2 separate regions of the Homo sapiens genome follow, and region 1 is linked to region 2. The links are chromatin contacts, found by Hi-C or POLR2A ChIA-PET in ENCODE. All regions are on one chromosome and are shown on one strand. Each heading gives the region's core, a stretch centred on a gene start or an enhancer-like site at or near the end of the contact. The rest is flanking DNA. Distances are from core to core; before and after follow the strand shown. Region 1 overlaps TJP1 (tight junction protein 1). Region 2 holds the start of TJP1 (tight junction protein 1).

Region 1 (6,263 bases), core at 1,437-3,936, 120 kb before region 2:
GGCTGTTTACAAGTCAGGAAGAGAACCCTTAATAGAAACTGACCATGCTGGCACCTTCTAGCCTCCAAAACGATGAGAAAATAAATAAATGACAGCACAAACTGCAAATTTTCCAAGGAAGCATCTTGGACCTGATCTAAGCCACTCAGTTTAAGCCACTCAGTCTGTGGTATTTTGTTACCGTAGCCCCAGCTGACTACATACCTACCTACCTAGAGTGCACTGCACAGGTGGAAAATTGGCAACACTCAGGGAGTCTAGGTCAAGGGCAGAAGGGAAGTTCTCTGTATTATTCTCGCAAATGCTGTGTTGTTGCAACTGAGCGTGAAAATATGCTAAAAAAAAATAAAAACTAACCTTTCCCCTGCCTGGGTGGTGGACACTTAAGTTGCTGGGCTGTGATGGGCTGGAGGCTGTGCTCTCCTGGTTCCCTGACTGAGGTGAGGGCCTTCGGTTTAGTCCTGCCCTCCCTGCACAGGGTTCTTTTTGCCTCTATCCCACTAAGTCGTCAAGACGGTGGACGCAGATCCACTTTCTGCTTCCTCCTGGTGCCTGCCCTGTGTTTCCCGTGGTCCTCCTTGGAAAGGCCACAAAAGTGTTTCAAGAGGACTCAGGTCCAAGATGCTTCCTTGGAAAATTTGCAGTTTGTGCTGTCATAAATGTGGCACATTAATGGTTGCTAAAACTGGGGAGCAACTCCTCAAGGCTTGGTGGGAGCATTTCAACTGAGTTTAAATATTCAAAAACATAAGAACCAAATCCTGTCCCCCAGGGGCAGCAGCACTGGATCCTACTGACCAAGCTTCCACCCTCCTCCCTGGGCCTATCAAGAAGAAACCAATGGGCCGGACACAGTGGCTCATGCCTGTAATTAATCCAGGCACTTTGGGAGGCCAAGGTGGGCGGATCACTTGAGGCCAGGAGTTTGAGACCAGCCTGGCCAACATGGTGAAACCATCTCTACTAAAAATACAAAAATTAGCCGAGCGTGGTGGGGCAGTGAGCCGAGATTGCCCCACTGCCCTCCAGCCTGGGTGACAGAGCGAGACTCCGTCTCCAGGAAAAAAAAACCAATGAAGCCCTGGGACTGTTTGGTGCATGTGTCCTCTACTGAAGAGCAGGCTGCAAAGAAACTCAATTTTGCTTTAAAGCACTCGGTTTCAAATGTTTCTGAAAGCCCTCAGCTTCCCACTACAACGGCAACCGCTGCTTGGTAGGTATCAAGACTGGGGCTGCTCCCTGGGTCTCAACCTTCATGCTTTCCACTTGGTTCCTGCTCATCTTCAAGCTGTCCTTATCCAACATGGAAGACACTCATTCTCAGAAGTGCTCTGGGAAACCCCATGTCCTCAAAGTCCTCTCTAGGAACCCCACTGCCGTCGTTCCAGCCGGTTTCTGCCACACCCCCACTGACAAGAAATGAAGAGTTGCTAGGGTGAATACTTGGCACGCCCCTCAACACTAAACAGCAGCAGCATACTGACCACATGTCAGTTTCCACATTTTCTTTCCTTCTCTGTTTTTAAGGGGGTATGAAATGATTTATACCTGCATGTTTTCAAATCCACTTAAGACCAGGAGGTGCTATGTGGACAAATAGATCAAACTACCTCAAAACTTTACGGTGACAATCAAGCCAAGGTAAAACACGCTAAAATCACCACCTGTGCACCCACCTCTTCCTATTTTTCCGCGGGTGAGTGCCAGAGGAGGGCGTTCCACATGGGGGCTCTAGTGCGTCTCACGAGGTGCACTTCTCTCATGCACCAAGTGAAAACCTTACACATCTTCCCTGCCTGGCATTGCGCCAGTAGGCAGAAAACTTGGTGCAACAAAACTCAATTTTTGTCTTTATTGGCACGTGGTTTCCTAGACAACTATGGACACAATTCCCTCAGAACAGCCTATGGTGCAAAGGGAGGGAAGGGAGAGTGTCAGAATGTGGAAGGCTTGTCGTAGTTGGTTACAGACCTCTCTTCTGAGCACCTTGTTTGTGTCAACTTCTGGCTAACCTGAATGAACACCCATCAGCTGGGAGAAACAAGCACTAGGGGGCACCTTCATGGTCACTGGTAAAGAAAGCCCTAATTATCTACAAAATGGAAATGGAAAACAAACATTTAAAGTTTTATGCATTTTAGTTTTGAACTAGAAATCTTCCAAGTTTAATATATACCTTCCTAGTGAATTCCCCTGCCAAAAACAAACAAAAAACCCCTCCCCTAAACCAAATGGTATTCCTGCATCTTGGGCAACAGCTCCTTCACTGTCAAGTAGTTCCAAAGGAAAGCACGAGTAGGTAAGAGTCAAAAATGCCACTGAGTTTTTGCTGTGATCAAATTGATCAGGAGACAACAATGTGGTTCTGTAAAAATCAGCACATCAACAATGTGTCTTCCCACACTCCATCTGGGGAAACCCGGCTAAGCAGCCTGGAAACAGAGTGCCAGGTCACTCTCTACATGTAGGGCTGCTGGGCAGCCGCAGTAACGTGTGCCCGGATGCATCTGTGTACACAGCTCTCTGGTTTGCTTTCTGCAAATTGGACGGAAAACAGAGCCTGGCTTCCCATCCAGTAAATGGTTTTCAAACTGCGAGTCAAGAAAACCGAAAACTTACTCCCCATCTGCCTGCTAGGTGGCCTTCCTGCATTTACTGCCACATCCCTTCCTAGCCAACTGCTCCCTGTCTAGACGGAAGCCACCCAGTGTCAACGTCTGTGTCTCCTCACCTGAGTCATCTCCATCTGCTCAGTGCCTTGTGTACTGCATTAAGTACTTGCTCAGAGGTCAAGAGGAGGAACTGACTCACGCAGCATTAGTGGATGTTCACTAAGCCTTCTGTTGATTGTAACGTTAGTATAGGGGAAGGGCAAAAGCAGAATTCTGACCCTAAAGCTTGGCCATCTGAATGAACTCACTGCACCATGCTCAGTGCTGTGGGAAGATGGTTAGGCAACAGAAATGTCCTTAGGAAGGAGCTCTAGGTATCTACACCTGACCAGGTGTTCATGCCACATACTAAAAGGTAGGGGGACAAAAAACAGACTTACTGAGTTGTGTCCCTTTCACAATAAATTGTTTCCCTAATTTATCTAAATGAAAACTGTCTTATTTAGGCCTTATATATGTGTGTCTGTGTTTACAATAAGGACACATTTAAAACAGAAAACTCAACACCTATATCATACTACACATAAAGTTAACTCAAAGTGGATCACAGACATAAATATAAAACAAAAAATTCTGAAACTTGAGAAGTCTTTACACTTTGGGCTAAGTGAAGATTTCTCTTAGGATAGAACATCTTAGTGAAGATATGACAAAAGCATAATCTATGAAAGAACAAACTGATTAAACTAGACTTCATCAAACTGAAGTCAAGCGAAATGAAGTAACGTTTACACAAAAACCTGTACGCAAATGTTTATAGCAGTTTACTAATAATCTCCCAAACCTGGAAACAACCCAGAAGTTCCTTAACTGGGGAATGGATAAACAAGCTCTGGTACAGCCACACAATGGAATACCACCTGGCAATAAAAAAGAACCTGCAACATCATACATGAATCTCAAATGCATCATGCTAAGTGAAATAAGCCAGACTCAAAGGCAACATATTGTATGATTCCATTTATATGACACTGTCAAAAAGGCAACTATAGAAACAGAAGAGATCATCCTGCCAGGGGCTGGAAGAAGGGTTGAGTATAAAGGGGTACAAATGATTAGAGAAGATAAAGAAACTGTTGTATGTATTAACCGTGGTAAATAAACAGTATGTGTTTGTCAAAATTTGAACTATACATTTTAAAAACAGTAACTTACTCTATGTAAATTATACCTTAACAAAGATGAAAAAAATAAAATCCACATAGATGGATTCAGTCCACAAAGGTGTTTACTGAAACACTATAGCAATAATCCAAATGTCAACAGGGGTGGCAGTTAAGTAAGTAGGATGTCCACAATGGAATATTTATGCTCACTAAACCCATTTTCTTCCCCCAAATGTGGGTGACATTAAACAATGCCCGTGCTATTTATCTGGGGAATAAAACCATATACAAATGGTTACACGCACACACACAAACGCACGTGTGTCCCCATGCAGGGGTGTTTCTCCACGCAGGGGTGTGTGTTTACCCACAGGGGGAAGTCGGCCTGCTGCCTTCTCCCACTCTGTCTCCAGGTCCTTCTGCCCCACTTCAGTCTGAGCCCTTCAGATGAGCACTGCCCACCCATCTGTACATGCTGGCCAAGGGGAGAAATTCTGCATGCAACACCAGACGACGAGGTGGTAGGTGACGCTGGGTGATAGGGATTTGTGTGCAGGATTTTAAAACAGGATTATAAAGCTGCATGAAACTAGAAAACAGTGGGCAAACAGACCAAGCCAGCACTTTATTTTAAAAAGTTTTATTTTGGAGATTTAGAAATTTGAGATTTTTAATAACGGCAAAAGAAATTCAGTCACACCTAATGATTAACAGAATGTAGTGGTGTATTATCTAAACAGAAATCGTGCTGATGTGCCATAATAAATTGTCTATTAGTAAAAAAATACACTTTAGGGCACAGCATTGTATCACAAATTACAGTAGGGATACTTTGCAAGAATTTAATCAAACTAGAGAATTCTGAGTAACTGTATCTTTTAAATGCAGCACTTAAAAATGTAACAACTCTGTGCATCCTTTTTCTTAAAAAAAATGACCTTGCATGTGTCATAGAAACGCTGCTTTATTGCTGCAGAGGTCAAAGTTCAAGGCTCAAGAGGTACAGGAGAGAATACAAAGGTAGCCTTTAGAAACGTGGTCTTGTTTATGTATAAAAAAGGTAAAGTTTATAAAAGTTAATTTACAAACCAAGAACAAAAGTGGTATGCACGCATTATGTACAAGCATCCTTAAAACATCAAAATTTTCAAATGCATAGCCAGAAAGAACAGAAAACCACCACTGCCCCTTGTCAAAAAAAAAAAAAAAGAAAAGAAAAGAAAAGAAAAAAATATCCCCAAATCACACCACTATTTTCTTCTGGGTGATAACACATTTCTGAAACCACCAAATGCACAACGTACTCAGTCTTTGTCATGATACAGTATCTAGATAATGCACAAAAGCCATAAAAACTTAGTAACACAAGGAGAATGAGCTAAGAATTAAGAACATGAGGGTAAGGCATTTCTGCTGGTTAGTATGTCTGTGGTAATATGGTGAAGTTAGAGATCTGAAGAGGCCATGGAACCAGTCTCACATGCTTTTGTATCCTTCCCTAAGAAAAATGTGTTTTCATGTACAGTAAGTCATTGTCTTCACTTCACCCTCCCCCAGTTGTAAATCTCCTTGCTGTACATTTCTGTTAAATCCACAACACTGGTTATATATTCCAGGTGCATTTAAAAAATGTGTGCATATTACTTCATGCATAATAAAATAAAATGTGTACGTATGCTAGGCCAGGGCCATAGTAAAGTTTGAAACAGTGTACTTTGGAAAGAACAGACCTCAAATGCACCCCCATTTACTGGCTGGTATTTTAACGGAAATCAATATGTGAAGTTAAGCAGTGACGATAAAAAAATTACAAAAATCACAAAGCAAAATATCTTTGAACCTCTAGCCAATACCAACAGTCCCGTCAATCACAAACATGCAGTGTGTAGCATGTTTTCCGACCATGGTTCAGGGGCATGCTCACTCATCTTTATCAGTTCAAACAAATGCCTCATACTAACAAACTGTAGTATCAACTCTAAAAAAGGTATAATACTTGATAGAGTGGTTCCATTTAGATTAAGTTTAATCCAGTTTCACATTATTTAAGTTCCTATATTTCAAGAGTTAAAAGTGGTCAATAAGGACAGAAACACAGTTTGCTCCAACGAGATAATTTGGATCTCCGGGAAGACACTTGTTTTGCCAGGTTTTAGGATCACCTATGAGAGAAAAGAAGTTGATGTCATTTACAGTTCAGTAAACTGCTATCCGTAATGCTTTGCAATTATAGGGCAAATACGTATATTTAGACATAATTTTCTTCTGTTTCTTCAGCATATTGAATTTGTATCAAAACACATTGCTGTATTTCAAAGCAGATCTGCTGGCATCTAACAATTCCAAAGGTGTTTCACACTTCTAAAAAAATTTTTTTTAAAACGTTCTTTCTAACTCACACCATTAAGAACAGTTTTTTGTTTTTTGTTTTTAATTTTCAGACTTCTCCTTTATTACATTATCAAGTGCATTGGCCTTTTCAAAA
Region 2 (6,249 bases), core at 937-3,436:
CTTACGGAAACAGGTCACTGAATATTATTTCATTTCACTTATTCATTTATGGCCTGTTTTGCTCTATATAAAATTCTGAAGTGGCTCCATAATACAGCATCTTAAAAAAAAGCTTTCAACTTGCCCTTTACTCGCAAATGTTTACAATGCAAAAAAGTCCCTACAACGTAATATTTAACGAGTGATGCTTTTCAATATGCCATACAAATCTCAATACTATAATTCAGGAGAAGTACTCCTCCTACCTTACTGTGGCAATCCATTGAAAACGTATTTCTCTCCATACTTGAAATAACCTCTTAAAAAGTGTGTTGTCTTGCATATTAAGTACCAGAGATCACACTTCAGGAACAAAGTGACATTCTGTGTAATACGGAAACAAAGCCTTTCCTCCTAGGAAAGAAAGCCCCAGAAAAGACAAATAATGGGAGCTTATTTTAAAACCAAAGCAAAATGTTGCCTTTTATCCTAAATCTCTGGATCAAGTTTTACCTTTAGATTGTTCTTCCTCAATGTAAGGTCAAAAGGTGCAAGTTAAATTTTTCTTAAACGAAGAATACTATATCCCTTAAAACAATCTATTCATTAATAAGTGTAACCGCTAGCTTCTCCCAGCCAGCAAACAAGCTTCTGTGAGAGTTCAAAAGTTTCAGAGGCATAGTATTCCTGCTCCCAGATGTTACGGGTAAGCATTTCAAACAAAAATACACACAGAAAACCACTACCTGCCCAAGTATCTCGATACTATTTGAAGTAATGAATTGATATTCTTTAAAGGGGAGATTTTTTACTCCTCACATTTCTGTATTCCTTTGTTTGAAATAACAAGTACTATTTTATGATGAAAAAATTAATATACAAAATGGGAGGAGCATCCTAGCTGTTTTTCAGGAACTTTGGCTTTTTAATGTAATACACAAGTTAGTTTCAAAGCAATGGGAAAATGCAATAATATTTCAGAGCACATAGGAAAAGTAACAGGAAAAACGTTACTTTTTTCGGCTGAACTCACCGGCCTTTACTAATTTTTAAGTGCTCATCTTATTGTCCATTCGTAGGAATACTTTGTATTACTTGTGAAAGTTTAATTCAAGTTAAATTATTAAATGTTAAAGAGGTTATTTTCAAAGTTACCTTAAATAAGTAATACAGCATGAAAGAAAACCCGACCTACTACGCCTCACAGGCTGAGTGGAGTGTTTTGCAGTCTCAAAGCCTTATCGCTGGCGTGCGCATACCGCAGGGAGTGACATCAGATCGAAACTACAGGGTTTCGCCGGGGACCAACCACTCCTCCAAAGACAGCAGCTCCCGGCCAGCAGGAGGTGGCACCCCAAGCCCCGACCCGCTGAGAGCCGGCTTCCAGCCCCCGAACCCTCACTGGAGCCGAGTTTCTCCGCGAGGGACCTGTTGCGTGTCCCCGCCCTCAGCGAGCCGCAGCCAGGCACAGGCGCCGGCAGCTATGCACCTGCCCAGTACGGCGGCCGGGCGCCCGCAGCCCCCTCCCCGGCCGCCCCCAGTGCGGCCCGCGCCGCCCCCGCCCGAGGGGCTCCCCGCGGCCCGCGGCCCGCGGCCCGCGGCCCCGCGCCAGCCCTGCCCACCCCGCCGCCCCGGGGCCCAGACAGCCGCCAGCGAGGGAGGGCGGGACGCGGGCCAGATGCCGGTGGGCGGGCGGCGACGGTCGGCCCGGTCTGGCCCTGGCGGCCGCGGAGGCGCTCACCTTGGCGGCCGCAGCTCTGGCGGACATCTTGTCTCTCTCCAGCGCCGCGCGAGGCTCCTCGGACCCGAAACTCCGCGGCGCTGGCCCGCCCGCTCCTCACGCCACAGCCCAAATAAACATCTCCCGAGAGCGAGCGGGGCACGGGCGGGGGCGGCCGGAAGGGCCCGGCCCAGGGGGAGGGAATTCAACTCGGACAAAAGTCCGGGAAGCGCCCGCCCCGCCCGGGTCTTCTCCACGGGGCGCGCCCGACCGGCACCTCCCTCCGAGCGCGGCCACCCACTCGGCCTCCCGCAGCTTTCGCAGCCCGGCCACGTCGGCCTCGCCCGGTCGCCCGCCCGTCAGCAGCACCCGTGGCCTCCCGGCGTCTCCTCGGAAGCCGGCTTCGCCACGTAACTTCCCGGGAACCGGCGGCCGCCAAGGAACGCGGCGTCCGCTGGCTCAGCCGGCGCCGGCAACTCAGCGGCCACGCAAACCTGCCGGCCCGGCCCACTGAGCATGCCCGGCCCGGCGGGGGCGGGGCTGGACGAGGCGAGGCGAGGCGAGGCGGGGAGGGGGCGGGGCCGCGGCGGGGGAGGGGGCGGGACGAGCGGCCGGGGTCCCGACCCCAAGCGCGGAAGGAAAAGCCGGGTAACCCAAGTAACTTGGAAGACAGTTTCCGCTGCCGTGCGAGTCTTCCTGTTTGTTTTTATCCAAGGTCTGGCAGAATTCGCCCCCAAGGAGAAAGCGCCTGTGCACCAAAGCTTTCCTTAAGAGACTTGTCCACTTGCTCCTCGACAAGCCACGCACATCATGGGGTGAGCCCCATGCATGAGTGCGGCTGGAAAGGCCGGCAGAGCCGATACCCGACAGTTGTTTCCTTCACTGGGCAAACAGCATGGTCACGGCTGTCACCGCGTGCCTCGGCGTTGTTCCCACGGAAGGCGGAATGCATTTTCTGCAAGGCGCGTCATGGCTTTCATCTCCGAGGAGCTCCGGCAGGGTCAGAAGCGTTGCTCTCGTTCACCGGCGCCGACTGCCAAGGCTGAAACTGGTGATGAGGTCATGGGCACCCGGAGGCAGCAGCCTGAGAAACACCCTAGAGACCTGTGACATCTCGGCCCACACCCCACATTAGACCTCAAGATATATCCAAAGTCTCTTTCCCGCCCATCTAGACAGGAATCTTGAAAAGTTTATTTTTGGCCATCAAGATTGCTGAAATTCTTGTTGACCGAACGGGTCAAGCTGCCCTGCATTCCAATGCTGTCCCTCCAACTCAAAGTTGGGCAGAAAAGGGTGTAAACACGTGCAGTCCATGGTCCAGTTTAATCAGCCACTACACAAACTTCCCACAATGTTGACGGCTTTGCTAAACACCAAGGAACATGGTAAGAAACCAATCCTAGACTCACTAATCTACACTTGTAAATGTAAAGGTCTTCAAAAAATGCCAGAAATCCTTAGTAACATCAATGATAACATCTTTAAAGTATCTGGTATAGTGCCACAACCGGCACAGAAGAAATGGAAGAAATCATAAACATCAGGCTTTAGACAATGGTTTTCTCTTTAGAATTCAACTGTATGAAAAGAACAAATTTAACAAAGAAGTATGTGTAGGTGATACATAAGTATCAATTAAGGCTTCGAAGTGCCACACATCTTGCAACCCAAAGCTGTCTGAACCAGAAAAGAGCCTTCTGCAAACCAAACCCTTATTCCTTTTTGTTCTTCATAAAAATGGTTGAAGTCATTTTTGTTTTAAAGTCATGTTGTAATTGTTTTGCTTTTGGACAAAGTATTATTTATTCTTTTAAGAATTGTGGGCCAGGCGTGGTGGCTCACGCCTGTAATCCCAGCACTTTGGGAGGCCGAGGCGAGCGGATCACGAGGTCAGGAGTTTGAGACCAGCCTGGCCAATATGGTGAAACTCCGTCTTTATTAAAAATACAAAAATTAGCCTGGTGTGGCGCGTGCCTGTAGTCCCAGCTACTCGGGAGGCTGAGGCAGAAGAATCACTTGAACCCAGGAGGCGGAGGTTGCAGTGAGTCCAGATCGTGCCACTGTACTCCAGCCTGGGCAACCAGCAAGACTCTGTCTCAAAAAAAAAAAAAAAAAAAAAAAAAAAAAAAAAAAATGGTGGCCAGGCGTAGTTGCTCACGTTTATAATCCCAGCACTTGGGGCCGTGCGCAGTGGCTCAAGCCTGTAATCCCAGCACTTGAGAGGCCAAGGCAGGCAGATCACTTGAGGTCAGGAGTTCGAAACCAGCCTGGCCGACATGGTGAAACCCCATCTCTACTAAAAATAGGAAAGTAGCCGGGCATGGTGACAGACGCCAGTAATGCCAGCTATTCAGGAGGCTGAGGCAGGAGAATCGCTTGAACCCGAGAGGCGGAGGTTGCAATGAGCTGAGATCATGCCATTGCACTCCAGCCTGGGCAACAAGAGCGAAACTCCGTCTCAAATCATCATCATCATCATCATCATCATCATCATCATCCCAGCACTTTGGGAGGCCAAGACCAGAGGATTCTTTGAGGCCAGGAGTTTGAGACCAGCCTGGGAAACAGTGAGACCCCATTAAAAAAAAAAAATTGTGATTAAATTTCTTCATATGCAAACACCATTTAAAAAGGTTTGGGAAGTATTTTTTAATTTTAAAAGGTGGTGATGAAAGACCTTTCACATTATCTTTACCATTTAAGAAGATGTGCAATTGCATAAGCTGCCTAGAACTAGGTGTGGTGTCTTTAATAGCACCTAAATCTAGAGACACTATCTACAAATGCACTGACATTTTTCACTTTTCCTTATTTGTCACTTTTACAAGTTGCCCAATGTGTAATTTAAATGCTAGATTGCAACTATTTGTCACTAATTAAAAATAGTTATATATTTAACAGTTTTATCTTTGCCATGGTTTAAAAAATGAAATCAAACAAAAATATTTCATCTTGAAAATATTATTCTTTAAAAATTATATTTAGTATTTCAGTGACTAATAGTATCACTTTAAAATTTTTCAGTGGTATTTTTAATATCTAAATTAAACTTCATAAAGTCTGTTCTTTAAATAAACAAGAGAAGGCTTTTATCATCTGTAAAATAAAGGTAAAACTGTTGCCAACAATTAAAAACAAAGCTTTATTCCTGCAGTTTATTTTTTAGGTAGGTGCTTTGACAACAAGTGGAAAGTATAAAGAATAATCTGAAAGAATCACCCATTTAACAATTAAAGAGTTTATCCATGGAACACCAAAAAAGTATTTTCTGACTTTTATGCTTACACACGCATGTCATCATAGCTCCTCTAGATCAATATGGGAAGAAATACAAGTTAATTAAGGATTCTCATTTAGAGTTACTATAATGTTTAACCACAAATCTCTTTCGATTGTACAGATTTATCTTATTTCTGATCATCTCTGCAACTGAACAGGAAACTAAAAAACCACAACACTTAAAAGACAACTTCCTGTGGGATTTTTGGTGTCTGCGGCTCAGAATGAAAAAAGCATTATGTGTGCAAAATCTTTACACATTTTAGATAGAACTACTTAATAAAACAGCCTTGACCAAATGAACAACTATATCCACACCTAATTTGTATATATGTATATGTATGGTTTTAATTGCAAAAAAGATCCTTAGGAAAGCATATTTATGTTATTTTTATATGAACTGTGAGTTTACGCTTGACAAAGAGGAAGTATTTATTTACGGTAGTGAAGCATTAGACAATCTCGATAATGTCAGAGAAGAGAATATATACAAAATATTAGAAGGAGAAGCACTTTATCAAGATGTTATAACAACCAAAAGTAATCCTGATTCCACTCCTATGCCATACCATTAAAGATTCTACAAATTGTTACAGAATTTTCCTCTGCCAATAAAGTCATGTAACAATGTTAAATGGGGGAAAGATTCTTTTAAGGCTCATAATGTTTCTAAATTTCATAGACCAGTAAAAATTTTAAAACGATCTTAGAGGTGCAATATAGGAGTACCAACTTTTTAATCTTATAAAGTAAAAACATTTTAAAACAAACATTATAAACTGTATATGTAAAGATAATTAAAATGGCAAATTTTATATTATGTACATATTACCACAGTTTAGAAATACAAAAAGAAAGCTATTACCAACACCATTTCATTTTTTTTTTTTTAAAAAGAAGACATAAACACTAAAAAACAAGTCTTTTTAAATTCAATTCAGTATACAGAAAGTTATTCCTCGAAAGAATTCCTCCTATGGGGCTACCCTTACCTCTGACTGGGGCTAAGGTGGAGTTTTCTTTTTTCAGGGTCCCAAATATTGCACAACCAGGCAGGTCGGAAGCTCCATAAATCCATGACTGGAATCCAGGCAGGCTGGCATACAGGCCTCTGGCTCATCCCTTAGCGGTTTGTCCTCCATTCTTCACAGCTTCTCCACTCTGATCTACACTTTCCTATGATTCCTTTAAGACTCCCTCCCCAGCCCAGGCAAAACATCTCATCTCATAATCCATAGAGAAAACAGACATTAAGGAATAGAAACTCC

What was found. Hi-C counts contacts between places; a loop is a spot of excess contacts on that map. ChIA-PET counts read pairs that join two places held with the same protein, here RNA polymerase II (POLR2A).
Region 1: a loop to region 2 is called in a map of endothelial cell of umbilical vein, with 3 times the contacts of the local background. The contact joins the enhancer-like site here to the promoter of TJP1 in region 2. A Hi-C loop is called at or near these places in 3 of 168 maps with a recorded cell type or tissue (HepG2, colonic mucosa and endothelial cell of umbilical vein). POLR2A ChIA-PET finds 5 or more read pairs at or near these places in 1 of 52 experiments (PC-9).

The regions. Positions count from the first base shown.
Region 1 is chr15:29,695,750-29,702,012 of GRCh38, forward strand. TJP1 (tight junction protein 1) reads right to left here. Exons shown (of 28, transcript NM_001330239.4): 28 at 4,403-5,940. The coding sequence ends at 5,846. Among named protein-coding and RNA genes, the nearest start is that of LCIIAR, 24 kb to the left of the region's middle. Within about 2 kb of position 2,687, at least 3 of the 41 ENCODE cell types and tissues checked have a DNase peak (open chromatin) inside an H3K27ac peak, as active enhancers do; they include endothelial cell of umbilical vein, where a contact is called at or near this core.
Region 2 is chr15:29,820,282-29,826,530 of GRCh38, forward strand. It overlaps TJP1 (tight junction protein 1), which reads right to left and starts at 2,187. Exons shown (of 28, transcript NM_001330239.4): 1 at 1,721-2,187. The coding sequence starts at 1,747. It overlaps LOC124903451 (a long non-coding RNA gene), which reads left to right and starts at 4,227. Exons shown (of 2, transcript XR_007064546.1): 1 at 4,227-4,335; 2 at 5,103-5,616.